2 separate regions of the Homo sapiens genome follow, and region 1 is linked to region 2. A link is a contact called in ENCODE Hi-C data. All regions are on one chromosome and are shown on one strand. Each heading gives the region's core, a stretch centred on a gene start or an enhancer-like site at or near the end of the contact. The rest is flanking DNA. Distances are from core to core; before and after follow the strand shown. Region 1 overlaps TCF4 (transcription factor 4). Region 2 overlaps POLI (DNA polymerase iota).

Evidence for each region. Hi-C counts contacts between places; a loop is a spot of excess contacts on that map. Pooled maps may share reads with other maps.
Region 1: a map with no recorded cell type shows a loop between it and region 2 (12-fold over the local background). The contact joins two enhancer-like sites. A Hi-C loop is called at or near these places in 3 of 37 single-sample maps with no recorded cell type and 2 of 50 pooled maps.

What each region holds. Positions count from the first base shown.
Region 1 is chr18:55,266,896-55,269,595 of GRCh38, reverse strand. All of the region lies in intron 11 of TCF4 (transcription factor 4), which reads left to right. Among named protein-coding and RNA genes, the nearest start is that of LINC01929, 140 kb to the right of the region's middle. RefSeq lists enhancers at 1-394, 1,006-1,055, 1,106-1,335 and a silencer at 596-645. Within about 2 kb of position 1,300, at least 4 of the 41 ENCODE cell types and tissues checked have a DNase peak (open chromatin) inside an H3K27ac peak, as active enhancers do.
Region 2 is chr18:54,283,818-54,286,517 of GRCh38, reverse strand. POLI (DNA polymerase iota) reads right to left here. Exons shown (of 10, transcript NM_007195.3): 7 at 2,505-2,596. Among named protein-coding and RNA genes, the nearest start is that of POLI, 16 kb to the right of the region's middle. RefSeq lists an enhancer at 1,119-1,308. Within about 2 kb of position 1,342, at least 4 of the 41 ENCODE cell types and tissues checked have a DNase peak (open chromatin) inside an H3K27ac peak, as active enhancers do.

The DNA of each region.
Region 1 (2,700 bases), core at 51-2,550, 980 kb before region 2:
TGAACAAGGGTTCAAACAGACCAAAACTATCTTGTTCCTCACATTCAAAAAGAGTGAACAAAGTCATAAGATGAGCCATCAGTGACTAGTGAGCTACAAAGCAGAATAGCTCTTAATGGTAGTTATTGACCACTTCCCAAAATTCCAGTCATTGTGCTAGGCTCTTATCCATGATGTGCCACTGTCTTCCGAGGACTGGTTAATGTGAAATTCTCAGGTGACTGCTAATAACTACATGAGGTTAATCTCCTGGAGAATGTGACACTGTGGAGTCCCTCAGAGGGGAAGAAGTATTTGTTCACTTATGAGAGAGGAGATGCGTGGGCATCAGTTGGCCAGAAATTATTTGCTGCTTTTTTAAATTAATTAATTAATTAATTTTTACCAAGGACATTTACTAATGAGTTAAGGTCCAAGAAGAATGCTGTTCCCATGAACTGAGCCATCATCCTCTCATTTCTTGTGATGTTCACTGTAGTCTTTTCCATAGGTGGTTCCCCAGTCAGTATTCCCACTTTGAGGAATGAACTGGGCTGGATGTCCAGCTGCCCCTGGAGGGAAGAGGTGGAGTTGGTGGGGAGATAGCTACCTGCTTCTGAACCAGCTTTGACACCTTGTTGTTCAGATGAGCAGCACAGCTTAGTGCCCCAGGGTCTTATTAAAACCTCAGACTTCTCAGGTAGTCACTTTCTGCGGTTATAGCTCAAACTAACTCCTTGCTTGGCCTGAATGTCACTGTCAGAGCGTCGGTGGGGAGAATACTCAGTGTATGTCTTTGAGAGAAGATGGCGCAACAGAATAATGCTGCTGTTGAGTCCTCTTAGCTCTTTGCACTTGTTTTCTTTAGAGAGTGTGTAGAATTTGGGGAAGTGGCGTGAATCACTTATGTAGGAAAGTTTTTGATGTTGGAGGAGAGATGTGTTTTGAAATGTTGGAAATATAATTTCTGCCTCAATAATGCCCTCCCTGCGTATTCAATAATATATCTCACACTTGAGATGAGCTATCTCGCAGCCTCTCCACTCCGCTATCCTGTCTAAGAAGCAAATTGAGGAGAGAGTTTCCATTTTTTTTAACTTTTCCTAACCAAGCTTCTACAAATATGTTGCATCAGTTTGACCTTGGAGAGCTACAGACAGAGGTCACATGGGGAAGTTTGTTAGCTATCAATGCAGTTTTGGCAGATTTGAAAAACAAGAAGAAAGAAAGCAGTGCAGAACTGAAAGAGTGAGAAAAGCATATTTCACTTCAGTGTGGTTTGACAAATGGAAAGCCCCTTTCTGCAGTCATGAGGTCTGGTTATAAAGAAGGATGACCGGTCATTCATCCTTTTACAAGACAGATTTCCTGTCTACTTGTGGTTTGAGTAATTTTCTTTTTTAGGAAGGTATGAAGGTGGAGCAGAACCTTGAGTTGAGGAAAACATACTTAGGCTCTGTTTGAAAAAAAACTTTTTCTGATTGATTTGCAAAACAGTCCTCTTGAGAGAGAGGCACTATGACTTGGAAGGGACATATCAGGAAATAGGGTGGTTATCTCCATGAGCTGTAGACAGCTTAGCCACAGCTCTCAGTGGGAATGAGTTTTGCTTGGTTTTAGCTGGTCATCTTCATTAGTTTGTGGATGAACAGGAGAATCTACTTGTTGGTCTAGCCAGAGTGGAGCAATAGGTGACTTCTATATGCTGAGAATAGACTTAACTTGTTAAAAACCATAGGGCCTTATTTAAGGGTCTTGACAATAATAAAGGAGCTATAATTTAAAAACAAAAGTATGAGATTTTTAGAACCCAGAAAAGGGCTTTTTAGAAATTTATTTCATACATTATTTTACAATAATGGATGCACTTGTCAAAATCCACTAGCGGAATGAGAAAAAGATGCATAATCTTTAAGGAAATAGGTAGACATGGTAATTCAGCATTTTGGAGGAGCAAACCTTTATTATTATGCATAGATACAGATATTACTTTAAGGTTACTTTAAGGGAGAACATTCTAGAATGTTTTTCTTTAAAATAATATGTTCACCAATTGCGTACGTGAAAATGCAGAGGAAAATTTAAGCATAATAAGCCTTAGTATTGCGTGATGTCTGAGTGGCCCATGTTTTTTCACACTTAAGTTCTCTTAGGCTTTGGTTTGATTTTTTGAGTGTGGTAGAAGTCAGTGATGGCAGCGTGTCTGTATAACAAGAAGAGAAGCTTTCTCTTCTGATGTTAGTGATACTACCCTAACAAACAGTATGGATTAATAGGATACATCTGCAGACTTTTGAAAATATTTGGCATATACTCACTCATTCTGAAACGCAGGAAGTAAAGAAATATTACGTTGCCTGTATCTCAAAGAACAAACAGAGCTAATTAAATAATTGGCAAATAGGGAACACATAGCCTGACACATGTTTGAGATTACACACGATTCTGTAGAAAATGACTGTAAGCAATACTAATGCCTTAAGAATGGGGTTCGAGCACTAACACATGGACATCACATTTTTCACGTTTTCCTGGTAAAAAGTTGCAAGACAGTGCAGTCTTTTCATACATGGTGTTGATGTCTTAGGAAGCTGCTTTTTCAGTTCAGAAGAGGGCTGCTGCCCTTCGTCTCAGTGTCATGTTATAATATGTCTTTCTGGTGGTCAGCAGTTGTCCTGAACTGACACTAGAACAACGCAGTGCATGTGGGGTGAGATACAA
Region 2 (2,700 bases), core at 93-2,592:
TGACATTACTTTTGTTAAAGAGTAATCACTATTACCATTATATGATAGCTTATTAGAGCAATATCTTAAAAGAGCATATACTATATTTAGTATATAATTAATATACAATATGAGTACATGCATTTTTTAGAAGAGTTTCATGCAAATGTCTTGGTTTTGGTGTTGAAACAAAGGTTTTAGTGATATGACAAATTCACTTAAGTAGTACTGGAAAAAATGTCATTAAAGGATAACATTTCCCTTTTTATACACATGGCAATGCATATAAAACCAAATCTCAAACATAAAATGCAAGTATTGCACATTGTTAAACACACTCAACTTGAAGATTCTGATCTGAAAAAAATAGTTCTGGGCCAGGCACGGTGCCTCGTACCTGTAATCCCAACACTTTGGGAAGTTGAGGTGGGAGGATCACTTGAGCCCAGGAGTTCAAGACCAGCCTGGGCAACATAGCAAGACCTCATCTACAAAAATTTAAAAATTAGCTAGGCTTGATGGCAGGTGCCTTCCCAGCTATTCTGGCGGTTGAGGTGGGAGGATTGCTTGAGCCCAGGAGGCTGAGGCTGCAGTGAGCCCTAACTGCACTACTGCCATCCAGCCTGGGTGACAGAGCAAGACCCTATCGCAAAAACATAAAAAATTAAATAGTTCTGTAGTAAATAATTTTTTCTATCTCTTACTGCTTTGTGACAAAACTTCTCGATGGCTGCTTAACTAGGATAAAATACCTTAAATGGTTACTAGTTTAAATATCTTCCAGTTAAACGTGTTATATTAATTATGCAATTCAAAGAGTATGATATGCTAATTAAGACACATTAGAAAAAGGCTGTATCGTAAGCAATCTTAAACTAGTGCCTAGAGGATGGATTAAAAATAATACGGTTTTACATTTCTTACATACCTATAGTATTAATCATAACATACTCTAGAGAAAACAAAACTAATTATACACAAATACACACACACACACACACACACACACACACACACTCCTGTAATTTTTTTTTTTGCAAGTCACTTAGATGGTGTTATAATTCAGTCACTGAAATAAGGGCCCGTGGTGTGGGAGAAAAGGAGCCGGGAAGCAGAGATACAGACAAATGGTTAATTTCACAGGTTTTGTATGTCACAGGTTTAGAGCACCTGGTCTCACTTCTGGGTTGACTCTTCAAATAAGAGAACCTGTAAAACTTATACTTCTTGTGGTTTTTCTATGTGAAGAACTGTCTCCAAAGGTTAGGCATTTCAGGGTAGTCTTCTATTTAGCTGAAGCAAATGACCCAGTTTCACTAGCATACTCGCAGGCCCAGCCTGAGTCATATCACGGGAGGCCAGTCATACAGCCAGCCCCAGCTGCATGCAGCCAACAATGAGCTGCATGGCTCTGCTCAAGACATTTGAGTGCCACATTGCACACGACAGCAAAGTTGGAGGAAATTTCACTTCTTCAGTTTTCTCAGACTTAGAACCAACCAAAAACCATTTTCTCTAAATACAGTTAGTCCTCCTAGAATCATTAGAGAAGCACACCTACTCTAAACTGTTAGAGCCCTGAAACCACAATTTGAGAAATTTCTAACAAGAAGAGGAGAAACAAAGAAATGGGACGAAAACAGATAATACTCATCTGTGGAATATGGAATATTGAGAAATACATGTATAATGACAAGGAGCACCACAAAATTAAATTTCCTTTTCAGTTTATCTTGTACTACTCATATATTTATAACCCCAGTTGATACTCTTTACATACAGATCAGAAACCCTGCACACACCTGCAGTCACTCACCCTACTCACACACAGCGCCAGCTAGCCATTCTTTCCTTCGACTCCATTTTATTTTACAGTCTGAGGCAAAAGAGATACAAGGGTTCTTCTGCTTCTTCCATCACTGTTACTTTAATAATTTCCTATCCTCAACAATCACAAATTTATATAGTTGTTCCTGTATCAGGAGTTTTAGAATTATGACAGTATTATTCCTCTTTGCATTTTTTTCTTCTTAATGAAATGCAAGTAACTATTAGCAGAGGCACAGATAAATGGTTAATTTCACGGGTTTTGTATTTCGCATGTATTTGTATTTAGCATGGTACTAACTTAATGAAATGCAACTAACTATTAGGTTGAGGGCAGAGGCTTTGCAATTGCCACAGGGAAAAATTAAAACTTCTTCTTCTCACCTGAAGACCAGAATAAGTCTAGAAATGTTAGAAATATCCATAAAACCCCTTTAGGTAACTATCTGCAGCTTTAGATCCATAGCATAACCACAGTGTTAACAGAATTAAGACCAATGAATTCAATTTAGGTAAGACCCCCTATTACCATCTTTACAACAGTTTATAAAGCAGAGAAATCCCATGATAAATTATTTTTACATTGTTTAGTCTCCAGATAATCTGTCAGTTCCAAGATGGAACATCAAATATTCTTTCCACATACCGTATATAGAATGAATACATAGGATGACTTGGCAAAATGGATTGAAAATCACCTGTTTAAAAGACTAGCAAGTAGTTCTTCAATCTTATTTTTAGCTTCAACTTCAGATGAACATTTTTTAAATGAATCTTCTTCACTAAAGGACTATCAAAGAAGCATAAATAAGGATTAGCACAAACTCAAATAACTATATCTAATTATTATCAGTGTACAGTCAAATAAATATTCAATACATTCTTCACTAACTT